2 separate regions of the Homo sapiens genome follow, and region 1 is linked to region 2. A link is a loop called in an ENCODE intact Hi-C map of the cell type or tissue named here. Cell type or tissue: OCI-LY7. All regions are shown on one strand. Each heading gives the region's core, and the rest is flanking DNA. Links, peaks and the distances in the headings are about the cores only.

The links. Hi-C counts contacts between places; a loop is a spot of excess contacts. Peaks named below come from ENCODE experiments on the same cell type or tissue, not always from the same donor. Only the 100,000 strongest peaks of a DNase experiment are listed, where the experiment ranks them.
Region 1: it touches region 2 in a loop (1.9-fold over the local background); 2 of 110 quality-filtered maps call a loop at or near these places.

What each region holds. Positions count from the first base shown.
Region 1 is chr4:174,867,006-174,882,774 of GRCh38, reverse strand. LOC101928551 (a long non-coding RNA gene) reads right to left here. Exons shown (of 5, transcript NR_125900.1): 4 at 12,740-13,969; 5 at 6,811-6,980. Among named protein-coding and RNA genes, the nearest start is that of ADAM29, 43 kb to the left of the region's middle. In OCI-LY7, for the core only: CTCF peaks have their summits at 8,445 and 8,650 (motif pointing left); DNase peaks (open chromatin) are centred at 7,654 and 8,634; H3K4me3 peaks cover 548 bases; H3K27ac peaks cover 1,756 bases.
Region 2 is chr4:175,058,452-175,074,220 of GRCh38, reverse strand. No RefSeq gene overlaps it. Among named protein-coding and RNA genes, the nearest start is that of ADAM29, 150 kb to the right of the region's middle. In OCI-LY7, for the core only: no CTCF peak of the experiment used is centred there; a DNase peak (open chromatin) is centred at 7,060; H3K4me3 peaks cover 729 bases; H3K27ac peaks cover 1,154 bases.

The DNA.
Region 1 (15,769 bases), core at 6,526-10,525, 190 kb after region 2:
AGTTCTTTTCAAGTAGGGCACACACAAGACGAATTTGTTTCCTCACAAATTGATATGGATGGTCTGCTGCTGCAGGCATCATCTTCAACATAATCTTGTCCCTTCTTAAAATGAGTTCTCTATTTATAAGCTGCTGATATCTTTGAGGCATTGTCCCCCTAAACTTTTCATAAAGCATCAGTAATTTTGCCCTTCTTCTACTCAAGCCTCACCATAAATTGGATGTCTGTTCTTGCTTCAATGCTAGCAGAATTCGTGTTGCTAAGATAGGAGCTCTAGGGGCTCTTTTCTCACTGATGCCTTATCCTTCTTAGTGTCTCAAATTAGATCCTACTCAGACATGTTATAACAAGTTAGTACAAGTTTATTTGGGTACAAAACATTTCTGAAATTTATGCATAGTTTTCTCCTCATATATATTTTTTTTTCATAAACTTTTTGCAGACACTTCATATAATGTCATTGCCTGTACCTTTATGTTACTTATTTTCATTAATATGTTAAAAAGGATGCACTACAATGCAGTAATTAGCGATTATAGACACAAAATAACAAATAACATTAACACAATTCAAAATTTTATTGAATTGTTATATGTTGAATTTGTGGAGTTTTGGCCTAATATCTTGTACCACAAAGTATTTTATTCATAAAACTCGCGATCACTATTTCATTAAAATGATTTACAATAGCAAGATTTAGAAAGATTTCTTTTTTAAACAAAGCCCTTTGAAAGACAGTGATTGTGATCAACTGATCTGACGTTAGCAAAAGTTCCTCACTTTGAAGAAATACCCAAGTTAACAAACTTCCAACTACAGTATTTAATACTGAATAGTGTTTGGTGTTTAATAATATTAATTCTGTGACGTATCTGTTTATTTCTCAATTTGTTTTTTATAGTCCTTCACAGGAACAAGGGAAGTGGTTCTTGAATGTGGTTGTTTCAGCTCTTCAATAAGGTTTTGTGGAAAAAAATGCATTGATATCCAAGGCATGTAACTAAGCGAAAGCACTGAAAGATTACCAACAAAAATATTTGTCAATCTTACCAAAGTAAAAAACAATTTTGAATACACAAAATAATATTTCAATTATGATATTTAATATTGTTTTTACAGAATTACATTATATAATTACAGCACTTGGTTTGTGTCTTTTCAAAATTAATAGAAATATGTTTGAATTAAAATTATGAAATATAAATAATATATAGCAGAAAAAAGTGACAGTTTAGAAAGAACACTAATCAAATAACCAGATTAAAAATCAATATTTTAGATGTTTTCAGGTTTTTAAAGATATAGTGTCAAAATGAAACCCATAAAATTCACAAGACAAACAGGAAACCAACCAACCATTAGATGTAATTTTAGAAAATTATATTTACCTGGTTTCTTAAATTTCAATGAATAGACAAAGCTGTTAGGAACAAAAATAAAATTCCTTTAATTTTTTATTACTATGTGTTAGGGCTGAGGAAAGATATTATAATGTATTCTGTGTTCTCGTGAGAAAAAAGTCATCAGAAATCTGCAGAATTAAACATACTGTGTTTTGCAAGGCTTTCAATACACAGTGAGTGCTCACTAAAGGGCACATAATAATCACTACAGTAACGATCATACTGATCATAACTCAGTCAGACACATGTTTATAGAACATATTTAAATGCTAATTTAAATTCACTTAAAATTGAAATTGGAACTTTCCCTTTTTTCAAAATGAAATATTGCCTTAGCGGTTCCTCATTAGTGGAATTTTAATGAATGTAATAGTCTTGGACTATGATTAAATCTTTGGTTTGTACTGAATATAGTTTAGTGTTGATGCTAAACAATTGTTACATAATAGGAAGACTTTCAGAATCTACCTTAACTCCCAAATGCTGTAAACTTGCAAAGCTTTCAATGTTTGTATACTTTGTCAAAAATGTGAGATAAATTTTAAATATATACACATGCAAAGATATTAATAGTATTTGCAGGCTTGGTAGAAGAACGAAGCACATAGCACCCTCATTTGTGTTTTTCAGGTTCTTAAAAAACACATAACTTAGTACAGTGTTTATAAATTATTCTGATGATGTGACTGAGGTCACTGTCTGTCTATGCATATAGGTGTCACTTTTAAGAGAAGATAAAATAATGAAAAACCTTATTAGCAGGACCAGATTAGGTGGTAATTGTCAGTTTCCTTGCTTTAAAGTATCTGAATGAAAACTTACTATTTTCTATATAGTAACTATGACATACCTTATATACTTCTTTGGATAATTTTATGCTGTACTATTTCAAATTATACTACCTTCCTAAAATTTTCATGTCTTTTCCTTTCTGGGAAGCTGATATGTTGATTGCTATACTATGGAACACATTAAACACAAAAGGAGAAAATCTCATTTGATCCCTATAATAGCCCTGTGAGGGATCCTATAATCCACATTTTATAGATGAAGAATGATAGGTTAAATAATTTTCCCAGGATCAGACATTAACAGGTACTTAAACAGAGATCAGAAGTGTGAGACTGGCTCTCGGGCCACACTCTGTAACAGCATGCTGTGCCGCTCTCAGAGCACCATGTGGGAGCTAGGGCAGCCCACAAAACCCACTCCCATCATCCAGGCCACATTTACCTTCGTTAGGCCTGAGCCATCCGGAAAAATCCAAAGCTGAGACGAGGACTTGGAATAAACGATGAGGGGAAATGTGTGATTTTTTTGGAAAGATTGCTTAGTAACTTAAAAAAATTCCCTCCTACATTCCCGTTTGCAGCTACATGTTTGAGAATTAGTGTTCATCTCCATCTTATTCATTTGGGGATTACTTTAAATGCCAAATGATTCAAGTCTCTCACTAAATATATTCCAATACACACTCTTAAAGGATTTTATCTCTTGTTTGTCCCCAGTTTGTCCTCTTTTTCACAGAAGTTAATAAGCTGTTTATTTTCTCTGAACTTTTAGTTATTAACCCATCTGTGCCTTCAAAAATGGCATCTTTTCCACTTTGAATGTCTTCTCTTTCAATACTTCCAGCTCAATTCTATTCCTTACCAACATGATATATATAAAAAATCTCAGTCACATGAATTCTTTCCTGAGACACAGCAACATACACACACACACACACACACACACACACACACCACACACATACACACATTTGCTTATATCTGTATTTCCATCTAAGTACATTTTGGAGAAGAAAGGACACCAATTCAGATGAAGTAAGAAATGTCTATATACAATGAATGAGCAGGATGATGAATTAGAGGCTATGAAGTATACTCCATATAATCAGTATTTAATATTACTGAGTTTCCAGAACACCTCAGATATTTCACATGATGTGGTCTGATTGATAGACTTTACTTGGAAACTCTAAATTTTGTTTTTGTGTTGTTTTGTTTTGCTATGTTTTACATCAGCATTGCAATTTCCAAAGGACGTTTTCTTTTATGTAGCATGTTAGCTTTCAAGAACAGATAAGTGAATTTTCTCTGGCATTCATTTGCTTTCTATAAATATCTACACATGTTTATAAATATCTGAAAAAATAGCTGCCAATGTGGTATAAAAATTAGTGAGCTATGTTTCAGACAACCTGGTTCTCCCACTTATTGTGCTACCTTGGTAGGTCACCTGCGTTAGTTATTACTCCTATCATCACCAGGCGGGAGATTAGGGGGTGAAGCCAACAATTGCAGTGGAAGCCTGTAAATTTCATATCAATTCTTGGCTAAAAATTTTTAAATAGGTAAGAAAAACAGTTTAAAAGTAAAGTTTTATGTAAAAGCAAGCAAAATAAAACAACAAATACATCTAAGTAGGGTATAGAATGAAAACTATATCTATAAATCGATATAAATAGGATATCATATATTTATTTATAAACTTAGAACCAATAAAATGATACCAGGTTTTCTTTGAACTATGCCTGTAACAGTTGAGAAGGAAAAATATTTTCCTTGAAGCCAGAAGTAAATAGACATTTTTATCTCAAAATCGTAATTGAGCATAAGTATAAAAGATTACACTCATTATGCAAGAAAATGCTGGTAATTAAAATACAAAATAGATCTTCAGACATTATTACTTCAGTAAATATGCATCAGAATGAAGTATATGAAAATAGAAAGCAGCTATTTCACATGCTCATAAAGACCACCACAAAGAAGTGCCATGATTGAATCGATTATGATAATCGTAATTAGATTTCTCATAAATAGAAAATAAATTAAAATGCTATACACACATTCTTAACCCCAAACAGACAAGCGAACTGTCTTCTAATTGATTTTGTCCACATAGAGTCATACACAAAATGTCAAATCTATTTTGGTTAATTTTAGTGGAACTTTTTATAATACTTTGTTTAGTTCATTCGCAGGAATATTATAAATACTTGCTAAATGTATAAATGTGTATTAGCTTTCTATTTCTGCAAAACAAACTACTACAAACTTAATATCTTAACACAAATTTCTAATCTCCCAGTTTCTATCTGTTAGGAGTCCAGGCATGGATTCCCTGGGCCCACTGCTCAGGGCCTCACCAGACCAAACTCAAGGTGTTTACTTAGACTCAATAGGATCTAGAGGTCCTCATCTAAACTCATGCAAGGTGTTGGCAGAATTTAGTTCCCTGTGATTGTAGGACTGACATTCTATTTTCTTGGCTGCTCAGTCAGGGGTTGCTCCTAGTTCACAAGGCTGCCCTCAGGACCCAGCTAACCTGGCCCCCTCCATAGGGCCTCCCACATTTCCAATCTCTTAGACTGCAGGAAGGTTCCAATCCCTCTTAAGGGGTCAGCGATAGATTAAGCCCACTCAGAGAATCTCCCTTTCGATTAATTCAAAGTTGACTGATTAGTAACCTATTCACAAGCGTGAAATCCTATCATATTTACAGGTTCTGCCCATATTAAAGAGGAGGGAAACATACAAAGGTATATACACCAGGGGGAAGGAATCTTGGGGGCCATCTTAGAATCCTGCCTCCCACAATGTACATAGTTAACAGTGTGTTCGGTATTACTCATATCTCCATAGAGAACTATCTTTCATGACAAAGCAGGTATATCTCCTTTTCAGAAATTTTATTAACAAAGATTGGAAGCTAAATCAGATTGTTATATTGAAGGATCCTGATGCCACCAGAAGTATACATAGGAGCAGTTCCTTCTATTGTTTTCATAATCCCTGCCTGTGCTAACATTGATATACTTAGCAGAACCCTCACATTGGTTCCCTGCTCTGTGGTATAAGAAACATTATTATAGAAAAAAATAAGCAGACCTCTCTGATACTGCCTCTTCAACCTATCCAGGATAGAAAATCAGAAACACTACTGCATTACATGCCAAATGGTAGAAATTGATGCCAAACTCAAAGACTTTTAAAAAATAAGTTTTGTGATCTGAATTCTTATCCTCATTTAATTCACCAATACTGGCCTATAACAAATTAGATACGTCATGGCAATTGAAAGTGAAGTTTCATATCTTTAACCAAGTGGCACACTCATTTTCACAGCTGCTTTAGCATATTTCCTACAAGAAGGCAACACAGACTCCATACTTGATATGTAGTTGTGGCAGACGCAGTAACAGCACTACAAAGATGTCTACGTCCTGCTCTCTGAAACCTGTGGATATGTTAGGTTACATGGCAAAGGAAAATTAACGATGTAGATGGAATTAAAGTTACTAAACATCAGACCTTAAAATAGGAAGATTATCTTGGATTATCTGTGTGTGCCTAATATAATCTCAAGGGTCCTTAAATGCAGAAGAGTGAATAGGGAGAGAGAACCAAAGAGACGGCATTGTGAGAACTGGCCAAACATTGCTGGCTTTAAGGATGGAGAAAGAGGCCATGTGCCAAGGAAAGTGGGTGGAAAAGGCATAGGAAAGGAGTCTTCCCTACAGACTCCAGAAAAGAATGCACTTTGCCAACTCTTTGATCTTAGCTCAGAGAGATCTATATCAGACTTCTGATCTATAGAATCACGAGATGAGAAATTTGTGTTGTTTTAAGCTACTGTTGCCATAGTCACAGCAGCCGCAGAAAATTCATATAGTAGCTATTAATTTAGTGAATGAATTTAATTTTATTCCCTGTCAGAAAAAGAATCAGAAGCATTCATTTGGATGGAAAGTAAATAGCACATGATCTCGCCTCAGGATGGTATTGACTCTGCTACATCGTCACACTGTAGTCTGAAAAGATCTTGATTATCTGGACATTCTATGGACAATCTCTCTGACTCTTTTTCAAGACTTTGGGAAGCAGGAAGTAACAGATACTCTGTATGCCTTTGTTTTTGTCATTGTTGTTGTTGTTGAAACAGCATTTCTCTCTGTCGCCCAGGCTGGAGCGCAGTGGCGCGATCTCGGCTCACTGCAACCTCGCCTCCCGAGTTCAAGCAATTCTCCTGCCTCAGCCTCCCGAGTAACTGGGATTACAGGCATCTGCCACCATGCCCAGCTACTTTTTGTATTTTTGGTAGAGATGAGTTTTCACCATGTTGGCCAGGCTGGTCTTGAACCCCTGACCTCAGGTGATCCAACACACCTCGGCCTTCCAAAGTGCTGGGATTACAGGTGTGAGCAACTGCGCCGGATCATGTATGCCTTTTTAAGTTGACTGCTTGCTAGAGCAAGGGACCTGCCATATTAATGAAACTTTTAAGGATCCAATGATATGGTGCATGCCAGGACATCAGAACTTCCTGCTACTGAAAGGTTGCAATGCTTGGCAGACATTTGCAGATTTTTGAAATAACACATACCATACTAGGGCGTACTGCTTTGATTCATTTATCAGGTGACTTAGAACACTGCCAATTTTGAGTGGGTCTAGAGCCGAAGTCAGCTTAGCAGCAGTTGTACGCTGTTGTAGAAACAGCCTTACCACTTGGGTGATATGATCTGGCAGATCCAACAAGTTATAGAGCAGGAGTCAGCAGAATGTTTCTGTAAATGGCCAGGTAGTAAATATTTTAGGCTTTGAAGGCCTTAGGGTCTTTGCTGCAATGACTACACTCTGCTGATGTAGTACAACTATTCAACGCTACCATTATCCCAAAATTATTCAACTCTGCCTTGGTAGTGCAAATGGAACCACAGACAATATGTAAACAAATAAGTGTGTCTATGTTCCAATAAAACCTTAACTACAAAACCAGGCCCTGAGTCAGATTTGTCCCGTAGGCTATAATATTCTGAGCTCTGCTGTAGAAAAGAACATTGTGTGGAGTCCTCAGAGTACTCTAATAAGAAAGTTACAGCACAGGCCACTAGGGTTTGGAATAAGACCTTCCTCTTCAGCAGGGAATTGTAAACCACTTGCAGTACAATTTCTGGATTGGGGGCCTTACTGGAAACTGAATATCTGATTGTAAGGCATCAAACGACCATATGACTAAAGCTGCCCATCATACACTAATCATTGTCAGACTCATCATGTCATAAATGTAGGCCACCTAGCAACAAACCAGTATAAATTGAAAGTGGTATATGTGGGATTAAGCCCAAGCAGATCTGGATGGCATAAGTAAATTACATAAACAAGTAGGAACCACCCCATCCACCACCTACTCTACATCAACATATCTATCTCCACCTACACCTGTGCCTTTGTGTGAAGCCCCAGTGACCAGCTAATAGAAGAATGAAAAAGGAAGAAGGAAACTAAAGCCTGGTTCACAGAAGGGTTGACTGAACACTACAACTTCACTGAGGGGTGGCCTTGAAAGACAGTGGAGAGGGGAAATCTTCTCCTTGGAAACACCTTCAGGTAGTACATGTGGTCACTAACTTTTGTAACATATTTATTAGTAAGTATTATCGTGGGCCTCTGGAAAACATCTTGAAAGTTCTGGATGAGAAGTTCAGGAGAAGGAAATCTGGGCAAGAAGCTACCAGATGGACCTGAAGTGGTGAGCATGAACTTGTTCAGCTTTAGTGAAATTTTATACTTAACATTTCTTTCACAGGTTAATGAGAAATTTCTCTAAAGTTTAGCAAAACCAAATATGAACTTTGAACTCTAGACAGCAAAAGAGGAAATGGAGTGAAAAGAAGGTTAATTTAAAAATAGTGGAATTGACCTGCTATTGATTCCTTTCTTTCTTGCTTGCTTGCTTTATTCATTAACTTATCATTTTTATGTCTGCTCTTCAGTATTAATTAGCAAGTATATTAATTCCAAGTATATATGGAGTGTCTTGTAGTGAGTGACGGGCATAAGAATAAGTACATATCAAAATAGTCAAATATATTATTAAAATTATCATAAGTGCTATGAAAGAAAACAGAATACTAAGAATAACAAGAGTAGATCACCTTAGAAACAGGTTTCTCTGAAAAGGTAACATTTAAGAAAATGTTAAGAAATATCACAAAAAATTAGAGGAAGTCAGCAGTACAAAGACTGAAATTAAAAGTTTTCAAGGAAAAGAGTAAACAAATAAAAAAGACCTTCAGGTTAGAAAGAGCTTTTCATGTTCAAGAAATAGAAAGAAGGTGAACATGATTAGTGTGCAGTGATAGATGGGAACCTTAAGAGAGGAAAGAGAGGTGGGCAGGAGAGGGAACACATCTTAGCATCATTCTGGGCACCTGTTCTCAATCAGGCAATTGCGCCCTCAAGGGGCAAAAAAAAAAATGATTCTGGTGTGGAGGGAGAATAGTTCTCTTCTTATATGTAATGCAAAGATACACATATAAAACATAAACAGACAGTAAAATTTAATAAGAGGTCATTATAAATAAAAAGTCTGAAAAGGCTCTTTAGGTGCTGAAAATGAATACTAATTTGAGAATTGCCAACTAAGGATAACACTAGTATTTTAAGAAAGAAACCTGCAAATTTCAGTGGCTTAACACAATAGAATTTTACACTATCATAACTTGTGGATATTACTTTCTCCTACTTGATGATTCAGGCACTCGGACTGTTTCTAAATTTTTGTGCAAATAGTTCCCAAGGATTCAGGGACTTCTGTTCCCAGCTCAAAATCTGGGATCTCACTCCCCGATTCTGTATTCTAGCAACTCCAACACAGATCCTACACTGTCATGATCCTGCGTTTCAGTAACTAGCAGACAACTATATGCCCTTATCTCCCCTCCCCATCCATTATATAGTTACAGCGCAGGGATAAGACATCCATGACAAAAAGCAAAACAAATATGCCACCTGAATATTCAGAGAAGGGAAGAATAAGAAAACACACCAACTCCAGTTCAAGGCAAAGGGGCAATCCTATAGGAGGGCGTCATGAAGCCCTGCTCTGGCAGGGGTGGAAGTTCCTGAGTAGACAGTAATTCTGCTCTCTGAAAGGATCATTGTTCTCTGTGAGCCTTCATTGCACTCTGCATAGATTTCCTAGTTCATGTTCCTGTTAGAGTCAGAGGTGAGGTGGATGTTGGCGTTATTCCCTCTGTGATGGCTGTGGGGCTTTACTAGCATGCTTTGTGCTTGTGTGTGTTTTGGGATCTGATAGCAGTTCAAGAACAAATATCAAAGGCTTTCTACTTCAGGGATTTTGATTTTTTTTTATTGCTACGGTTCTCCAGAGAAACAGAATTGTTAGGACATATATAGAGCGATATATACAAAAAGATTTTTTAATGAGGGATTGGCTCACATTCTTCTGGAGGCTGAGAAGTCACATGGTCTGTTGTCTGCAAGCTAGAGGCTTAGAAAAGCTGCTGGTATACTTGCAATCCAAGAACTGAATGGAGGGCCAATGATAAAAGTCCTGACTCAAGTCCTAAGGCCTGGGAATCAGGAGCACTGATGTCCAAGAGCAGAAGACAGATGTCCTGGCTGAAAAAGAGAGTGTGAATTCTTCCTTCCTTCACCTTTTTGTTCTGTTCAGGGTCTCTGTGGATTGAATGACGCCCACCTGCACTGGTGAAGGGTGATCTTTACTCAGTCTATCAAGTCAGGTTTTGATTTCCTCCTTAAATACTCTTGTAGACATCCACCTCACCTATGACTCTAACAGGAACATGAACTAGGAAATCTATGTAGAGTGCAATGAAGGCTCACAGAGAACAATGATCCTTTCAGAGAGCAGAATTACTGTCTACTCAGGAACTTCCACCCCTGCCAGAGCAGGGCTTCATGACGCCCTCCTATAGGATTGCCCCTTTGCCTTGAACTGGAGTTGGTGTGTTTTCTTATTCTTCCCTTCTCTGAATATTCAGGTGGCATATTTGTTTTGCTTTTTATCATGGATGTCTTGTCCCTGCACTGTAACTATAAAATGGATGGGAAAGGGGATAAGGGCATATAGTTGTCTGCTAGTTACTGAAACGCAGGATCATGACAGTGTAGGATCTGTGTTGGAGTTGCTAGAATACAGAATCAGGGAGTGAGATCCCAGATTTTGAGCTGGGAACAGAAGTCCCTGAATCCTTGGGAACTATTTGCACAAAAATTTAGAAACAGTCCGAGTGTCTGAATCATCAAGTAGGAGAAAGTAATATCCAGTCAAGTTGATACATACAACTAGTTATCAAATTTCCCCAGAAAAATTTCCTGTGACTTGGGGAGGCTTTTGCTTCTAATCAATGCTAAGTACCAGGAACTATATGAAAGTCCTTTGTTAGAAATAATTCTCAAGTCTGTCTTACCTCGTTTTCTCCCTTCCACACCTTTCACTCTCAACCTAATGGTGGCTATTTTGAGACCACCTAAAACACTTCACTTGAAAGGCAAAGTAAAACCTTATCTGATCTTTGCTTCTGGACTGAGTCACTTAGATTAACTGGGAAACTTTACTGGGTATTTGTTGCCCTTAACTTGTTCTCTGTCTTGTTTTACCCTTCTTGTCTGTAGATTTTCTCAATCTTGCTAAGCGGTAAATTTCTCTATTCTTTCCCATTTCAGCTATCAAAGCAGATAGTTATTGCATGAACTGTTATTTCTTAAAGTCCCATTTTACAGGGAGAGGGAGTAAAGCCAACATACACAAATGTTTTTAATTTTTAGAACAAAATTTCCCAAGAAATACAGGTACAGTAAAATCTTGGTCTGCTTTTCACATTATGGCACACAGCAATTTTATGAAATATTTGCCACATAATAAGTTATCCAACCTTCTGTCCTGAAGTGTTTACTGTTTCTTAGCCTGTTGCTCAACTACTGATAAAGTGCCACATTTGTTCATAACTAGTTGGAGTGGCATCCATCATCCAATACTATTTCTATGTTGATAGAGTAATTCTAGAAATGTGTGAAATAGTAAGTGAACAAAGGTGAATGCTCAGACAGCAGATATACTAGACCAATAGGAACAACATGTACTAGAAAAGACTCAAAACCAATGGTAGCTAGACAAGTCTTCCATTGGTCATCACATACCAGAGTAATGCTCAGAGACCTAGCAGAGCAAGACAAACTCAGAACACCTCCAATTATGGGGTTGTGAGGCTTTTAGGCCTTGAAGTTGAAGTTTATACACCATAGCAGATGAGTAAGGGAATCACCACCTGTGCTGCCTACCAAGACGTACTGGCCTATGTGTTCATCTGCAGTTGGTTCCACAGACATTTTCAGAAGGTGTGATGTGTGTGATTTCTGGCTACTCACATTTGTTAGTCTGTCATTCTTAGTCAAATTAATGCACAAACCTCCCACCATGGTAGCAAATAAACCCTACTTCAGTAAGTTAGCTTTCTAAAAAATGATTGCTGTCTTACCTAATAGAACAACCAGTTTTTCCTGTTATGCAGAGGGCTGTCAGAGAAACAACTCTTTTCATTGTGGGCTTCCATCCAATAGCAGTTTAAAAGGGGGATGGGAGGTGAGGGGAACCATACACATTTTTTCTCTGCCTTGGCCCAAATGTGGCATACATCACCTTATTAAGAATTGCGAAAGGTCTGAGGTTCTACCCTATTTGTAACTTAACAAGTTAGACTGACCCAACTTCAAGGTTGGTGGCAGAAGACATGAGACTCCTGAGTCACAGAAAAAGGGGAGTTTATTACTTTAAGCTAATTCCAGTAGCCAGTGTATCAGCATATATTTTGCACCTGTTCCCAGGTCCCCATTTCTATAAGGAGACACTAGGAGGGACAGATGATACATGCACATTTAGTGGGTTGTAGTCCACAGGAAAGAGACACTGAGCTTAAGAAACACGAATCTTTAGTAATGAGCAGGATGCATTTCTGCTTTTTGCTCTCAGAGAAACATTATCTGGGCAGTAAGCATGTGTGCTCTTTGCTCCCGTGAAGACACTATCTCTATGTAAATATGCCTTAAAAGATAGTCCAGGACAAACAGCAGTCAGTGCTTCTGCTTGTAAGACATGGAGACATCAGAGATCCATAGAGAATTGTTTCCCCAAAACAGCACTCCCTCTAATCAATATCATCTTGGTTTCTGGCAAATTTTCCCATTAGATTATGCCATGTCAACAGCTGCCCTGAATAATCTCAACAGCTACCCTGAATAATCTGACCATAAGGCTACTATCTCTAGTACTCTAAACAAGTAGATCTGGTCAATCTGCAATATTATGCTCATCCATGTCCTTCAAGGTATTTATAGAATAATTCCTATACATCAATAAGGTCTACTTTAGAAAACCAAGAAGTGTCTTTCACAAGTTTCTGCATTGAAATGGTCCATAGCATTAATCCAGCAGGATATATTTTCAATTACACAGACTAATCCTTGGCCCTCAAGGATAAAAATCTAAGGCAATCCTTACCAGTGAGTTGAGGCTGATCTGAATACCTTCCTTTTTTCTTTCTTTCTTTTCTTTTTTTTTTTTTAGACAGAGTTTTGCTCTTGTTGCCCAGGCTGGAGTACAATGGTACAATCTCGGCTCACTGCAACCTCCGCCTCCTGTGTTCAAGTGATTCTCCTGTCTCAGCTCCTGAGTAGCTGGGATTACAGGCGCATGCCACCATGCCTGGCTAACTTTTGTATTTTTAGTAGAGACTAAAAATTCATCATATCGGTCAGGCTGGTCTCAAACTCCTGACCTCAGGTGGTCTGCCCACCTCAGCCTCCCAAACTGCTGGGATTACGGGTGTGAGCCACCACACCCGGCCGACCTGAATACCTTTCAAGGGTCAGATGGCATCACTGATGACTTTAGATAAAGTTGGACACATATTTTTTACTACCCTTTCTAACTGGATGATTCCCATTTTAGGGAAACTGCCCACAGTTGTGACAATGTAATGAGTCAGTTACATTCCCAGGAAGTTCCCATGAGTAAACAAGGGTAGATACATTTGGGAGAGATCTCTACAGTTGTGTTTTGGATACATGATCTCTGGTAATGTGACCCAAATCACTCTGAACTTCCCTAATAACCACAATTAAAGTTTTTAAGCAAACATGTTTGAGTGGGAGGCAAATTAATAGCTAGCTTCTGTACAAGAAGCATAGTCTTAGGGCACAAATAGTGGCCCTAAAATGAAAGAGCTGTTTAAAATTCTTTGATCCCCTCCTCCAGGTGGGGACTATATCTTTTAGGAGCCTAGCTTGATAGGACCTCGAACATGACTTTCCAATTTGCTGATAAGCCTTAGGATTTCCTATTCATTTTGAACAACCGAGTCCAGCCATTGATTTGGAGGGACTACCTGAGAGCAGATAGTCTAACCTGTCCTGTTGACCAGGTACATCTTTGGCCACATGCAATTATCTGTCTTGCGAAGTGATTGAGTTACAACTGTACCAGTGGGTATTGGAAAGATCTTTGGAGGTGATGACAGGTGTTTCGAGTGGCAGGTTTAGGAGCTAGAGCCATCTCCTGCTGTTCCAACAGAATTATCAGTAGCATCAATGAGATTGATGATCGAACTGTGTTCAAAGCCATCTGGTGAGGAATTGTAAGACCCAGCAGTCAATAAAATTTGAGATGCTTGCAACAGTTTGTGAGAGCCTATGAGGGCATCTTTCTACATGAGACGGCTCCTTGAGTAATCTGAAAGACAAAAAAAAAAATCACTATCCTTCCTTCTTCCTACATCCTGGGTTTTGAGGTATTCCTTTCTCAGGTGATGAGGCTGTTCTCCCTTCATCATTCCTGCATTAGGTTTCCATGTTGTGTAACAAATTATTAAAAACTTAGCATCCTAAAAGAACTATCATTTATTATTTTGTTGTTACTATAGGTCAGGAATCTGTGCATGGCTTAACTGGGTCCTCTGCTAAGGGTTTCACCAGGCTACAATCCAGGTGTTACCAGGGTTGTGGTCTCATCAGAGGTTTGACAGGGGGAAAATATGCTCCCAAGGGTCCCTCGGGTTGTTGGCAGAATTTATTTCTTTATGGCTGAAAGACTGAGGCTTCAGTTTCTTATGAGAGACTATGTCAGGAACTAGACGCTCCATCCACAGTTATTGCAACTACTGTATCTCACCACATAGCATCTTGCTTTAAGGCCACCAACACAGAGAAGTTCTCTAAACTAAGTTTGCTGGAATGTTACACATCATAATGTAATCTCAGGAGTCACATCCCATCACCTTCACTGAATTATATTGGTTATAAGTCCAATGTCCAGCCCGTGATCAATGGAAAGAGATTATATGAGGGAGTATACACCAGGAGAGAGGAATCAGGGAGAACCATCCCATGATCTACCTACCATAGTCCGTAGTCTGCCCTCTGGCCCCCAATGACTCATGTCCCTTCTACCTGCAACACACATTCACTACCTTCCAAAGTTCTCAAGAGTGTCATTCATTATAGCATCAAGCTCAAAGTTCAAAATTTCATCATCTAAACCAGGTCCAGGCGCAGATGAGGCTTCTGGCTGAAATCTTTTAAGTACAGTTCCCAGGGGACAATTCCTCTCTAACTGTGGATCTGAAAAACTAAAGACAAGTTGTCAACCCCTAGAACACTAATATAAAGTGGTAAGACTAAAATAGAATAACAGCAGAAGACAGTCCCAGTCAAAAAGAAGGTAAAATGGAGGGCAGAAACAGTGGTTCAGTAGAACTTAAATACAAATAGGTAAATGTTTGTCATTTCTTAATTGCTTTTTAAGACCTGGAATTGCCCTCCATGGTATTAAGATCTACCCTATGGATTCTTCCTTTTTCATGGAAGGTAGAATTTTTGCTGCTAAGTGGTTTTATCAGCCTGCTTCCTGTAAGTACAATTTTAGAGATCTAACAACTTTCTTTCATTTTACACTCTCTCTGTCCTTTTCAGTCTATGGAGCAGTGTTTTTAATGAAATAAATTTTGCAAAAACTTTGTAGGTCTCCCATGGATTTTAAGTAGACTTTACTCGATTTGACAAAATCTACCTCCACAGATCTTTTCAAGTTAATCCATTCTCTCTTTTAACCTCCTGCTGAGATGGGTAAGGGTCAGTGCCCTTAAGCCTCCTGTAGGCCTTATGGTTTGATTAAGAGGAGCTACAATACACACCTTTAAACTCTTCAAAGGGTCTTTGTGGAACTGAAAACTTTAACTTTTTGTTTTTTTCTTAAGTTTTAGCAAGAATTAACACAGCCACATCTTTGGCTTTTTCTCTATATCAAGATTTCAGAAGTGATGTCTGAATTTTAGCATCTTTTGCCATTTTAATATGATGAGAATTTTCAAATTCATCAAGTCCTGGTTCCTCGTTCCTTTTTGCTTCACAGTTTTCTCCTCAAGTGTCTCTCTCTCTTTCTCTCTCTCTCTCTCTCTCACACACACACACACACACACACATTTTACTATAAGCAGGAGGAAGAAACCAGATGGTACCTTCAACACTTTGTTTG
Region 2 (15,769 bases), core at 5,046-9,045:
TTACAGAATGGTTTACTGGATATTTTAAGCCCCATGTTGAGACCTACTGCTCAGACAGATATTCCTTTCAAAATATTACTGCCCATTGACAATGCACTTGGTCACCCAATGACTCTGATAGAGATATACAAGGAATTTATGTTGTTTTCATGCATTTGTTCATTCTGTAGCCCATGGATCAATTTTGATTTTCATTTCTTACTGTTCAGGAAATACATTTTGTAAGGTTATAGCTGTCATAGGTAATGATTTCTCCAGTGAATCTGGGCAAAGTAAATTAAAAGTCTTCTGGAAAGCCTTCACCATTCTAGATATCATTAAGAACCCTTGTTTTTTTGCTTTTTTTTTTTTTGGAGGAGCACAAAATATCAACATTAACAGCAGTTTAATAACAGGAGTATAAAGGAAGTTGATTTCAACCCTCATAAATGACTTTGAGGGGCCCAAGACTTCAGTGGAGGAAGTTTCCACAGTTGTGGTGGAAATAATAAAAGAACAAGAATTAGAAGTAGAGCCTGAAGATGCTTTGTTGCAATCTCATGATAAAACTTGAATGTATGAGGAGTTGCTTACTGATGAGTAAAAAAATTGGTTTCTGCAGATGGGACCTACTCCTGGTAAAGATGCTGCGAGGATTGTTGAAATTAGAAAAGCATTTAAAATAGTATAGAAACATAGTTGATAAAGCAGTGGCAGAGTCTGAGAGGATAAACTCCAGTTTTTAAAAAAGTTCTAATATGATTAAAATGCTATCAAACAGCATCACATGCTACAGAGAAAACTTTTATAAGAGGAAGAGTCAATTGATAAGATAAATTTCATTGTTGTCTTATTTTAAGAAGTTGCCACAGCCACCTCAACCTTTAGCGACACTACCATCCTGATCTCAGCAGCCATCCACATCAAGGCAGGACCTTCCACCAGCACAAAGATTACAAATCACTAAAGGCTTAGATAACTGTTAGCATTTTTTAGCAATAAGGCAATTTTAAATTTTTTTAATTAAGGTGTGTACTATTGAACACTTAACAAACTATAGTATAATATAAACATATTTTTTATATGCACTGGGAATTCAGAAATTTGTGTGACTTGCTTTATTGCGGTATCCACTTTATCGAGGTGATCTGGAGCCAAGCTCAAAATTTCTTTGCTTTATCCCTGTATTGTTTATTTCTAGTAAAACTATGATTTGCAGACAAATTAAGACATAAAAAACGGGGAATCATGGCTCCCTGGTATTATATTTGTAGCATGCACCCACACCTACACACCCACACCAACACCCACACCCCCTCACACACTGTGAAATATGTAGAGCATCTCTAATCTGAAATCTAAAATTCAAAATACTCCAAATTCCTAAATGTTTTGAGCACTGACATGACACCAGAAATAAATGAAGGTGCACAACTGTTTATTTAGTGTCTGCAAGGGAAAAAAGACCCTTCCTGCCTCCATCAGCTGCCACATATCTTTTCCGAGCATGCTCAGATTCCCCTACCCAATCATGCCTACAAGGTTAATAAAATGGCACAAGGGCAGGCTGGATGCACCAGTGGCAACTTTATGCAAAAGTAGTTGTATAAAATTACCTTGAGGTTATGTGTATGAGCTGTATATGAAACATAAGTGAAATTTGTGTTGACTTGAGTCCCATCCCCACGATGGGATAGATATATGCAGATATTCTAAAATCTGAAAACCTCCAAAATCCAAGCAATTTGGTTTCAGCTATTTGAGATAAGGTGAACTAAACCTGTATGAGTTAACTTAGAAACTAAACTGAAATCATTATCTGGGCAGGTGGCTCAAGTTTTATTAAACAAGGGACTGGGGCAAGGATGGGGTATATATATATATATATATTTTATAAACTTACAAGGTGATACTGATACTGCCTTTCCCCATCTTTCTTGAGATATCTGGAGATACTTGAAGCTATGTATTATAGGCGCTTTGTTCTCTGTTACAAAATACAGAAGGAACTATTTCAATATTACCATTATTATTTTAGATTTGATTACAAGGAAATACTTATTTTCAGAAATCTTTGCAAAAATCATGACTTCTTGTCTTTAGTTCTAAAGAAACTGTCACATTTTAGAATGTATTGGGATGTTAATATCCCTATTTTTCTTTCAGATATGTAATCAAATAGGCTACAAAACCATTTCTACAATAACACCTTTCTTGATGACATTCAACCTTAGAGTAACAGTGCATTTTAAAATTGGTATTCAATGTTAAGATAGTATCAAGCACGGGGTTTTCTTGGCATTAGCAGCACATTAATATACCATTTCATAGATTCACCTTTTTTGTACATTCTTTGGACACAGAAAATGCTCAAATTGAGTTTTCTTTAAATGATCATTGACTTCTTTTAGATATATCTTATATATTAGCAAATTCTACTATTATTAAAAATGTGAAATAAAATGTATTATTTGTTTATATTCTGATGTAAATGTTCCTATATATCAAATAATTATTATATCTCTGTCCAGAGATTTATGTCATCATTACATAGTGAATATTTATTATCTTGATGCTATTATATCTGCAGCAGAGATTACTTATCTTTATACTTATGATCTTATAATTTAATTAAAAATTCCGGAATATGGTTGTATACAATTCTGTAAAAGCCTAGCCACATTTTCCCACAAAATGTTAAACACTAAAAGAATTATCTGTGTTAGATATTAACAAATGACATCAGAAAAGAAAGTGGAGAGTGGCAGAATATGCCACCCCATAATAGGCCACTGAGTCCTAAGTATTATTTTGAGCTAAAGGAACTTGAAAAACAGCAAATGCAAGAAAGGCATTCTAATCTTCTTTTCTCCCTGAAAACAAGAGATAAAAAGGCCTCCGTGAAAGATGTCTGAGCTGTACCAGCTGAAAAGACACATTCTTCAATGGAGAGTCATAGCTGAGAGAATTATGTAAAAACAGACATTGGTAAAATAACTGTTATTTTCCTTCAGCCTCCCCATATAATTTATTTACTTTTCCACAATTGCCTCTCTTCGTTCAACCTAACGCAAAAAAAGATGAGTCTTGCCACTTCTTTGAGTCTTCATTTTCTTATGCGGGCTCCTGTGTCATCTAAAATTTACATTAAATTTGTATGCTTTTCTTCTGTTAATCTGTTTTATGTCTATGTAATTCTCAGGCCCATACAGGACCCTAAAAGAGTAGAGGTAAAGTTTCATCTCCCTTACACAAGCTTAACTGCTAAATTAGTGTTGCAGACAAGTCACTTCAGACACTTTTTGAATTGAATAAACAAATGTTAAATTGAAAGAACCAGAACTCAGTAATGAAGTAAGCTGGAAAGGCCACACAGATTAAGTAAAATTGTACTTGGATATTCAAGTCAGTATGAAATTCAAATAATCAAGAAAGAGGAGAAAATCATTCAGGAACAGGAAGGAGCAAGAATGAATTGTTTTTTCTTTTTTTTTTTTTTTCTTTAGAGGAGAAGGATGACCCCTGAGGTGACTTGTTGGAATTGTTTGTAAAGCACATTTGGAGCCAGGTTATATAGGTCTTTGATTTCCAGGCTGAGGAATTTGAAATCAATCCAGGAAACAATAAAATAAGAGATCATGAGTCACAATACCTGAAATTTGTTGAGTGTTTACTCAGTTTCTAGTAGTAAGTGCTTAATGTATGTCTATAAGGTTCTGTAATGAGAATATGCAGAAAAATAAGCAACTTTTTCCATATACGCCGCTAGTGTCACACCTGAGAACTGAGCGCAGTCAGGTTGACTTTACAGCCTGACTTCATGATAAAAGGCATTTTTTGTTGGAGAATATGTTAATTCTTATTGCTATATATTATTCTTATTGGGTTGAATAACACAAATTTGTTTCCTTAGAGTTCTGGAATTTAGAAGTCAGAAATTGGTTGCATGGCTAGAATGGAGGTTTAAGCAGGGCTGTGTTCCCTGAAGACACTTTAGGAGAACTTCATTTTCCTTTGAATTTTTAGCTTCCAGAGGACTACTGCATTCCTTGATTCAGGGTCTCTTCCTCCATCTCCAACGCCAACAATGTAATATAGTCAAACAATTTTGCCCCTCTTCCTTGCCCCATCTCTGCTTGCATCCTCACATCTCTTTCTCTGACTCTGATACTTTTGCCTAAGTCTTACAAGAACCTTTGTGAATACATTCAGCCCATGTGGATAATTCAGAATAGCCTTCTCATATCAGGAGTCTTAATCATAACTGCAAGTTCCCTTTTGCCATAAAAGGTAATACATTCACAGTATTCACAGGTTTTGGGGATTAGGATGAAAACATCTTTGGGGAGCCATTATTACACTCTAGAAGGCTCTGAGCCTACCTAGAGAAAACAAATAGAAAAGAGTTGGGTTAGTCCATCTTGCGTTGCTATAATAGAATACCTGAGGCTGGGCAATTTATAAAGAAAAAAGGCTTATTTAGCTCACGGTTCTGCAGTCTGGGAAATTTAAAGGGCACGGGATTGGCACCTGCTTGCCTTCTGGTAAGGGTCACATGCTAGGTCAAAACACAGGGAAGAAGGTCAAAGGGAAGGTGGACACGTGTGAAAAGGAACCAAACATGAGGAGGGACTTCACTTTGTAACAATCTGCTTTTCTGAGAACTGATCCATTTCCTTGAGAGCAAGAACTCACTAACTACTGAGAGAAGGGCACCAAGAGGCCCATAAGGGAAAAGTTGATATGACCTGAACTCTTCCCAGTAGGCCTCCTCCCTTAAGGTTCCACCACTCAACATGGTTACATTGACAATTAAATTTCAACATGAGTTTTGGTAGGGGGTGGTGCAAACCACATCGGAACCATAGTAGTAGCATTGAGAATTTTTTCTTTAAACACTTACATGGAGAAATGGATTAATGAATTTATTAATGGTGACTCAATTTTGATTCTGGAAATGTTATAAATATATTTTGAAATTATCGTTTAAAATTATTATTTTTATAACCAACATTAATAAAAAGTGGCCATTGATTTTCTTTCTTGGTTTTAGTATGAAAATTTATAAAGATTATGCTTTGAAATAATCCAAGTAGTCATTCCTTTTTTCTTATTGTCTGAAAGAAATTGTTTAAAGCTAAAGTCAGTGTTCTTTGAAGTCTTGTCAAACTTACACATAAAATTGACAAAGTTTGATATTTTTGGAAGAATATTCTAACTTCTTAGGAAGGGAATGGTTAAGCAACATTTCTACCATTTATTCTGTTTATAACAATATTCCCTGGATAATTCCGTTGATGAAGGAAGGAGAAAGTGGATAAAAAGAAGGAAAGTAAGGACAGAAGACTGGAAAGAAAAAGGAAGATAATGAGAAAATCCTATTCTAAAATGACACTTTGCTTTTTGCCTGAAAAAAACAATAACCAGAATTTGCTCTTGCATTTTACAGAACTAATGAAGGCAGATCTTTGGTGCCAGTCTACACTTCTTCCATAGGGTTTATAAAGCAGGATTAGAAAACCGGGTAAGGGAATGGATAACATGATTTCTTGTCCTATTCCACACCCACCTATCCATGACTCTAAGTGCCCATAAATAATTCTACTGCACTCAGGAATTTCCTCAAGTTAAAAATAAAATATGAAAATATGTTCATGCAGATCTCACCACCAGATACATCAATCCATGTTCAACAGTTAGAGTCATTTGAGTGTCTTGCAACAGAAGGAAATACAAAATGCCTTACACAGTTAAAGTGAGGATGAGATCAGAAATTGGAAAATTTTTTACAGATAGCATGAGTTCTGGGAAAGAGTACTGCTCTATATGCATGATAATTTTAGTTTTGGAAGGAAGTCTTTTTGGCTTCCCCTTAAGCAAACAAAATGGTAACTGGATCAAAAAAATTTGAAACTATTTTTTCCTTAATGCTTTTCTAATTATTTTAACTTTTATTTGAAAATAAACCTAGTCTTTACCATCATATCAATACTATGTATATACTATATAATATTTAATATATATACTATATATACACACATATATGTATATATGGGAGTGATGACTAATATATATTAATTATAAATGTATGATACTAATGCATTGATAAAAAATTACATAGTTGTATTTATTTGAAACCAAAGCCCAAAAGCCTCTTGAAAAAAAAACTCTAGAACCACTTTGCAGTCATTATTTGTTTGTACAGCTGTGTGAATTTTAAAGCCCACAAGACAAAAGATTTTTTACCCAGTGAAATTCCCCATAGAATGGAAAATGTTTGAGCTGCTTGATGTGTAAGTTAATTTAGACTAACTTCTGAACACTAATTAGATCTTAAAGCTATAAAGTAATATTGTCTTGCTTCCTATAATTAAATTTGCTAATGAGAATATCTGATGAAACACCTCCTACAATTGCAGATAAATTAAACCTTTGTGTGTTTTCCAACCTCTTTTTGACATTTTGATGTGATTAAGAGTATATTTAAAGTTCAACTCTAAATTATAAGATTAAATAGCTGTTGTGTAAGCTGTTTTGTATGCATATTTCTTATTTTAGCAAACATCAATTCCAGCTCCAAAGTTTGTCATCCAAGTATAACAAACTGCCTAATAGACTTGGAACACACGTAGTCCAAATTAGACTTATAAATCATAGATATCTGAGAATAATATATTTCAGATAAATGCATTAATGCTAACAAAAATATAGTAATGGAAGTAGATGAGCTTAGTATAAATCCATATGCTGTCTTTGTCAACACATGAAATAAGTACACTTAGAAACTAGAGAAAATAAGAAGTGTACAGGAAAGATATGACTCAAATTTGAACTGTCAGTACTTACAGCATTTAAGAAAGTGTAAAAAAAATAAGAGAGTCAACTTGACCTTGAGTTTTAGAACAATTTAATTTTAGCAGAGAGATTGATTGAAAGAATTATATTTTTTTCACAATAAGCAAATTTGAAAAAAAAGATGATTTTGCAGGTCAGGGTCACAGCAGGAAACAGATGGCTTACTCAATTTAGGATAATTCAAGGAGGGTTAATTAAAGGGCTGTTAACAAATGTGCGTCATCATTTAAGAAAACCACAAGGTTTACTGCAGTACTCTTAGCTAGTAGGAACAGAGAAGAGGTATTTACCAAGCCCTAAGAAAATAGGAAGAGCATTTTCAGAAACTTAGAAGGAGAGAGTAATATAGAGAGGGCTGCTCAGAAGGACATTATGAGCTTCGATGAAGGGACAAAGCCAGTAAGAGCCAGTACTTCATGAAGGGAGCCAAGGGTGGGGAATAATAATAAGTAATAATAAAAGCTTCCCTTTTTCTCTCAGATTTCCTGTTTAGAGTCTCAGTTGGCCAAATACATCTGAAATCTAAAGAGAGAGGGGGCTTCATGCTGCTGTCAAGAGATGTCAGACTCTCAAGGTAGAAAGCAGAGTAGAAAAAGGTGTAAAATAGATCCTTACAACTCTATATAAATGGGTAGATAAAAGTTATAGAGCATGTCAGAAAATAAGGTTTATAAAAATAGAAACAGTTTAATGTCCCAATCTTAGAATTAGCCTATGGGCAAGCACAGAAGGTTAATTATATAATAAAAGAGATTACACATTTTATAAACTTTGGATAAAGGCAAAAGTTGTATGTAAGAAGAAGACAATGATGAATTAGAAAAGCAAAAAATAGATTGGATAGGGAGAATAAGGCAAAAAGGAGTCACCATATGAACACTGGAGGAATAACAAGCATTTTTGTGCATGTGAGTTTATTTTTAAGAAAACATGCAGATGTGAGTTGTATAATCAGTTTCTCACACATTCTGTTAGGATGCTTTAGGATATCCAATTGTGATATAGAGTAAGCAATTGAACATTGAAGCATGGACCTCAAAAAATGCCAGTGTTGAGATAAACATTTATGATTCTGCACTTATAAATGATTACTAAAATCATGGAAGAGGCAAAGATCACTGAAGAAAATAAATCAGAAGGTAAAAAAAAGCCTTAGTAATCAAGCCCTTTTATTTCCACCAGGTGTATCTTTCTAGCATATCCTTTCCACACTGCCCAGTCCTTCTCATCTGTGCCCCAACCTCTCACACAAGTTTGACTGTGATTTAAGATGGCATGCATATTTTAGAATTTATCTTTGTGAATTGAAATGCCTAAAATGTTTAAAGGCATATAGCAGGTGATCTAAATAAATATTTAACAAATGCATAAATTACTGGTTTATTGATGCTATTGTCTATTGGGGACTACTGTATTGGAGAATAAGGAACTTAATTAGAAATTTAAGAATTTATTATATGTCAAGGATTGTTAAGACAAGCTGTTTTATCATTAGGAAAAACTTGGATACCAGTTATTGCCTCCCCTGTCTACCTTTACATTTTTGGTGTTAGCTCTTAGAGAATGTAATCAAAGCAGTAGAATGCAATAGTTACAAGTAGACTAACCCATTGTCTCAAAGCTACCATACCAAGAAAAGAGCTCTATTTTTTCCCAGTGCTATTTTTTTCCATTCAGCAAAGAATTCCAGTTATTTCAAGTGAAGGAGATGAGCAGAATAAACATTTAATTTATTTGTATTGACTGGTCAAGTCTGAAGGAGGTTTAATAGTTCTGAAGAACCCAAACATCCAGGCTCAGTAAACAGTCTCTTATTGCAAACTCAAGATCTTCCTTAATGTATATCCTATCAGATTCCTCCTAAGCTACTCCCCAGCCATTCCTCCAATATTGCTTTTCTAATTTTAATTTTGAATATTGAAAGTGATTGCACAGCCATGTGTTTCTGAAGTCAAATATGCATAGTTCAGCTTTTTCTTCTTGCTCCAGGCTCCCAAAGCATTCTTTGATTTTACACAGTCATAGAGGCAGACATGTAGGCTTGTTTTCCTTAGTTTTGACAGACATTCAGACTTTTTTCCTTATTTTATTAATGAAAACATACACATTGCAATTTTTAAATCCTGAAAGTATTTATACCCACAAAATCAAGTAAATCCTCTTTATAAAACCTCTTACCAAACGTAAATGTAACTCATTAAGCCTGTATGCATTTCGTTCGTGTATTATTCTAATACAATGGATTTTTAAAAATGTATCTTCCATGATGAATATATAATAGAGAGAAGCTGTGCATTCATTCCCTAATCATTCATTCATGTATTTCATAAATATTAACTGAATGCTTCCTGTATTCCAAGCGCTTTTCTTGACACTGACGCTACATCAATGAATGAAACATTAAAAAATATGCTTGCCCTTAATGATCTTACATCATTCAATGAAGGGAGAGATGAAATACACAACAAACATAATAAATCAAGCAGTTCTACAGTATGCTATCAGGTAACTAGTGCATTGATTTAAAAAGTAGAGCAGTATAAAGAGGATTAAGATTCTAGGGGTAACTGGAAGAGATAGGGATCACATTGCAATTTTAAATACAGTAGTCAGAGATTGCCTCATTGAGAAGATGACACATAAAGACTTGGGGGAGATGATGAAAGTAACCAGGTGGATGGGCATCACAGGGAAAAATGTTACAGGCAGAGTAACTGTGAAACAGAATACTAGCATGAGATTGAGGTGTTTGACAGACAAGTAGAAAGCCAATGACAATGGCATGGAGTGGGGAAACATAAGAGAGAAAGTCAAAGAAACAGTGAGAGTCTACATGATTCCGTAAGAATTTACTCTAGCCCACTGCTCCTGCTGAGTAGCTTAGCAGCATCCTCCAAGGTACCTTGTAAAGATGATATCTGACTTAAATATAGCCTGGTGAAAACACTCAGAAAAGAAGTCTGTTGACTGTACTCAATCTACAGTTCAGTTAAAGGAACACCCACAACAGAGATGAGAAAGAAACAATGCAAGAACTCCAGTAGCTGAAATGGCCAGAGTTTGTATGTCCTCCAAATTACCACACCAGTTCTCTCCAGCAAGGGTTCCTGACCAGACTGAACTGGCATAAATGACAGAAATAGCATTCAGTATATGGATAGGAATGAAGATCATCGAGATTTAGCAGGATGGCAAAACCCAATCCAAGGAAAGGAAGAATCCCGATAAAGCGATATAGGAGCTGAAGGATGAAATAGCTGGTATAAACAAAGACCCTAATGGGTCTGCCAGAGCTGAATAATACAAGCTTTTCACAATGCAATCACAAGTGTCAACAGCAGAATAAACCAAACCGAGAAAAGAATCTTAGAACTTGAAGACTGGTTTTCTGAAATAAGACAGACAAAAATAAAGAAAAAAGAATGAAAAGGAATGAACAAAACCTTTGAGAAGTATGCAATTATGTAAAGAGATCAAATCAACAAGTCACTGGCATCCCTGCAAGGGACAAGGAGAAAGTAAACAACTTGGAAGACATATTTTAAGATATCATTCACTAAAACTTCCCCAGCCTTGCTAGAGACGGTAACAATCAAATTCAGGAAATACAGACAACTCCCACAACATTCTACTCAAGATCATCCCCAAGACAGGTATGTAATCATCAGATTTTCCAGGGAAATTTTTGTGGACGATATCCTCAAATATATTTACCAGTTTGCTTGTTGTCTCTCCTTTGCTCTCAGGAATGCCAATGTGTCATAGATTTGGTCTCTTTACATAATCCCATATTTCTTGCAGGCTTTGTTCATTTTTCTAATCATTACTTTTTAAAAATTTCTGTCTGACTGTGTTGATTGAAAGAACTAGTCTTTGAGCCCTGTGATTCTTTCCTCAGCTTGGTCTGTTCTGCTGTTGATACTTCCAATTTTACTGTGACATTCTTCTAGAGAATTTTACAGCTTAAGAAGTTCAGTTTGGGTCTTTTTAAAAATGGCTATTTCTTCTTTCAGCTCTTGAATCATTTTACTGGATTGCTTGGCTTCCTTGGATTGAGTTTCAACTTTCTGCCTGGTCTCGGTGATCTTCCTTGGCATCCACATTCTTAATTCTGTATCTGTCATTTCAGACATTACAGACTGGTTAAGAACTATTGCTGGGGATCTGTGGACTCCTTTGGAAGTCACAGGACACACTGACTTCTTTTATTGCCAGAGTTCTTGCCCTGATTCTTTCTCATCTGGGTGGGTTTGTGTCCTTTTCACTGTGGTATAAATTGAGCATAGTCCATTGGCTTAATTTCTGGAAGTTTTCAGAGGACTAAGTCTCTGTACAGGGTCTTTGTTTTTGAATTCTCACTCCTGGTTTCACGATGGGAAGAATTAACGGTGGTTTTTGGTGCTGTAGTTTGGGATGCAAACAAGTCAATGGTGCTTGAGGGCAATTGGTGGTATACTGGCTCCTACTCAGCCATGTGGCTCCTTTGTGTATCCTCGAATTTGCAGCTGTGCTCTGAAGTGCAAAGGGGAGAGAAGGAACCCCTCACTTGGTCTGCTCCTTGGCCTTGGGGGAGCCATTTCTGATCACTGGCACTGTGCCCATGATTTTGTTATTGTTTTTGTTAGGTGTTTCAGGGCACGGGGCTCCCACAGGCAGAAGGTCCAGCAGGGACAACCCTGTGGAAGAGGCACACCTAGGTCCCATAGTAACTGGCGAAACTAAGACTCTCCCCTTTCAGTTTTGAGAGTGTGGGCTCCTTCCCCACTTGAATGGTGGGCACAGATCCCAGCTCAGGACTCCTGAGCACAGGCTGTGGCCTTGGGGCATGAGGATCTGCTCGCAGCACCCTCTTCCAGACCATAATGTTTGGTTTCCAGTTGCACTGGGGTCACAAGGGCCCCCAGGCTGCAGGGGTGCACTCAGATGGAGCAAAGCACACAGGCTTGGCAGGAGAGGCTGCACTATGCCCACATTCCTGTGGGTGCAGCCAAGCAGGAGCCTTGGACAGGCAGGTCTGCAGGATGGACTGTGTCCCAGTCCCATTGGAAGCCAGCCCTAGTGTCTCCTGCCCTGGCAGTTAGCTGGGGCTGTAACCTCTCAGTGAGATACAGGGAGCCCTGGGCGACTGGCACTTACAAGCAGCCAGGCTCCACCAGAGCTGTCCTGCACACAAAGGCCCCAGTTTCGTGCCTGCTGCAGCACAGTCTCCATTAAATCTCTGGGAAGATCCTCCTGCCGGGTTAAATGTCCATGGGAGGCTTACTGCAAGCTCCGCCTCCCAGGTTCATACCATTCTCCTGCCTCAGCCTCCTGAGTAGCTGGGACTACAGGCCCCCGCCACCACGCCCGGCTAATTTTTTGTATTTTTAGTGGAGACGGGGTTTCATCGTGTTTGTTAGGATGGTCTCTATCTCCTGACCTCGTGATCTGCCCGCCTCAGCCTCCCAAGGTGCTGGGACTAGAGGCCTGAGCCACTGTGCCCAGCCTGTATGGTTCTTATTTTAAAATGTTAGTATTTTATAGTTAACCATTCAAAGGTTTTATATTTTTTCACAGAAACCATGTATATTTACTCATAGTTTAACAATATGACTATAATATTAATAGTATTTTATACAAATAATATTTAAAATGCATACTTTCATTTTTTTGAGGAAAATATCCCAGAAGTAAACTTAATTGATAGATACTGCTCATTGCCTTGTTTCCTATAAAATACTACATTTGACTCTGTTAAGTTACTATAGTGGAATGCTTCAAGAGAATGAGAATCTAAATGCCATATAAATTAATACTTAGATAACTATATCATAATTTTTAATCTAATCACTGCCAAATTGGAAATATGCCTATATAATATCCATTTCAATAATTCAGGCTTAATTATATTTTGGGAATAATTGCTTTCTTATGTATAGGATAAGACATTTATTTCTTGATAGTTCCTCTAAAATATTTTTATTCTAATATTCATATCTATTAGAAACAATTAAAATTGAAGCTAATTTTCTGCAAAATACTCAAATAGTTTGGGCTCTGATAAAATTGGTTCTGATAACTCTAAGTTGCCTGTTTAGTCATGAATTTGATATACATTACTCAGATGTGAGCTTAACTTTGATAATTTAAGCAGAGTAACATCAAAAATATATGTAAGTTCATATTATTGTATATTATAGAGGATTCAATATCTCTGGACAGTTAGAATGCAAAATTATAAGGTATTAAAGCTGGAAGCGATCAAATAATTTTTTGTCAATCTTTCCTTTTATGAAAGCTCAAGACGGAAACTAGAGAAGAGTGAAGGAACACAGGGGTGATGAGTGTAAGATTCATTAGTACTGCAGAATATTGCTTCAAATGCATAACTTTTTGGGGAGTTAAATGACTTTCATCACTCTGAACGCAGAAAATTATACAGTTAAATATTTTATCTACTATATCTGTGAAAGTCTAAAGAAATCCTTTAAAGAAATCTCATGTAATTATGTGCGATACATAGTTCACGAAACTTGGCTTTCTATTAGAATATACATCGTATTTGGTACAAGTCTCTCATCATATCTGGCAGAGATACCAATTCTTATGGGGAATTTTTATCCTTACATAAAGTAATTGCATATTTTTTACTCTCACAATCTAATATTAATATGATGTATTTCCTCTGCTCTCTTATCAGATGACAAAACAGGAAACTTTTCTAAACTTTATTTTTTAGTCACCAATTTTAGTAACTAAACCTTATTACCAAATTCTTTTTATCTTTTAAATGTAAAAAATAGCATAACACAGAAATAAATTATGTAAGTGATAAAGGTGGTAGCTATTGTAAGTCAGACATGGTTGTTAGAAGTATAATTAATAATGGACATTTCAGACATAAGCATTGGACCATTCCTTTATCTTAGTAAGACTTAAGCAATCTTCTGGTATGAAGTTTGCCTTTAGTTGATAGCATGATTTCCCAGGGCTATGCAACTATTTAACTTTGAAAGAGGACAAACATTAAAGTAAAACCAATGTGAACAGTGACCAGCTCCTTTTATTTTATTTATGAATTCCTTTATGTTCCATATAACATTACCAACATATTTAGAAGCAAAGTGTTTATCTAGAAATTTTACTTCCAACTTTATCACTTGATTGTCAACCTTTTCTCAAGTTTTAATGAAATTACAAAAGTCAGTATTTTCCAAAGTGGTTGTACTAGTTTACATTCCTACCAACAGTGTAAAAGTGTTCCATTTTCACCACATTCACCACAACATCTATTATTTTTTTATTTTTTTTATTATGGCCATTCTTGTGGAAGTAAGATGGTATCTCATTGTGGTTTTGATTTGCATTTCCCCGATCATCAGTGATGTGGATCATTTTTGCATATGTTTGTTGGCTATTTGTATATCTTCTTTTGAGAATTGTCTATTCACATCCTTTGTCCACTTTTTGATGGATTTTTTTCTTGCTGGTTTGTTTGAGTTCCTTGTAGATTGTGGATATTAGCCCTTTGTCAGATGTGTAGATTATGAGGATTTTCAAACACTCTGTGTGTTACCTGTTTGCACCACTGATTATTTCTTTTGCTGTGTAGAAGCGTTTTAGTTTAATTAAGTTCTATCTATTTATCTTTGTTTTTGTTGTGTTTGCTTTGGGGTTCTTGGTCATGAAGTCATTGCCTAAGCCAATGTCTACAAGGGTTTTTCCAATGTTATCTTCCAGAATTTTTATGGTTTCTGGCTTTAGATTTAAGTCTTTGATCCATCTTGAGTTGATTTTTGTATAAGGTGAGAGATGAGGATCCAGTTTCATTCTTCTACATGTGGCTTACCAATTATCCCAGTACCATTTGTTGAATAAGGTGTCCTTTCCCCACTTTATGTTTTTGTTTGCTATGTCAAAGATCAGTTGACTGTTAGTATTTGGCTTTATTTCTGGGTTCCCTATTATGTTCCATTGTTCTATATGCCTATTTTTATACCAGTATCATTCTGTTTTGGTGACTGTGGCCTTATAGTATAGTTTGAAGTCGGGTAATGTAATGCCTCCAGTTTGTTCTTTTTGCTTAGCCTTGCTTTGGGCATGCAGCCTCTTTTTTGGTTCCATATGAATTTTAAAATTGCTTTTTCTAGTTCTGTGAAGAATGATGGTGGTATTTTGGTGGAAATTGCATTGAATTTGTCTGATTGCTTTTGGCAGTATTGTGTCATCTATGATTTTTTTCAGCAGCGTTTTGTAGTTTTCCTTGTAGAGGTCTTTCACCTCCTTGGTTAAATATAGTCCTAAATATTTTATTTTATTTTATTTATTCTTGCAGTATTTGTAAAAGGGGTTGAGTTCTCGATTTTATTCTCATCTTTGTTGCTGTTGGTGTATAGCAGGGCTACTGATTTTTGTGCATTCATTTTGTATCCTGAAACTTTGCTGAATTCATTTACTAGTTCTAGGAGATTTTTTTGATGAGTCTTTAAGGGTTTTCTAGGTATATGATCATATCATCAGCAAACAGTGATAGTTTGACTTCCTCTTTACCAATTTAGATGCCTTTTATTTTTTTCTCTTGCCTGATTGCTCTGGCTAGGACTTCCAATACTACGTTGAATAGAAGTCATGAAAGTGGGCATCTCTTACTTGCTCCAGTTCTCAGGGGGAATACTTTCAACCTTTTCCCGTTCAGTATAATGTTGGCTGTGGGTTTGTCAGAGATGGTTTTTATTACCACAAAGTATGTCCCTTCTATGCTGATTTTGCTGAAGGTTTTAATCATAAAGCAATGCTGGCTTTTGTCAAGTGCTTTTTCTGCAGCTATTGAGATGATCGTGTAATTTTTGTTTTTAAGTCTGTTTATGTGGTGTATCATATTTATTGACATGCATATGTTAAACCATCCCTGCATCCCTGGTATGAAACCCACTTGATCACGGTGGATTATCTTTTT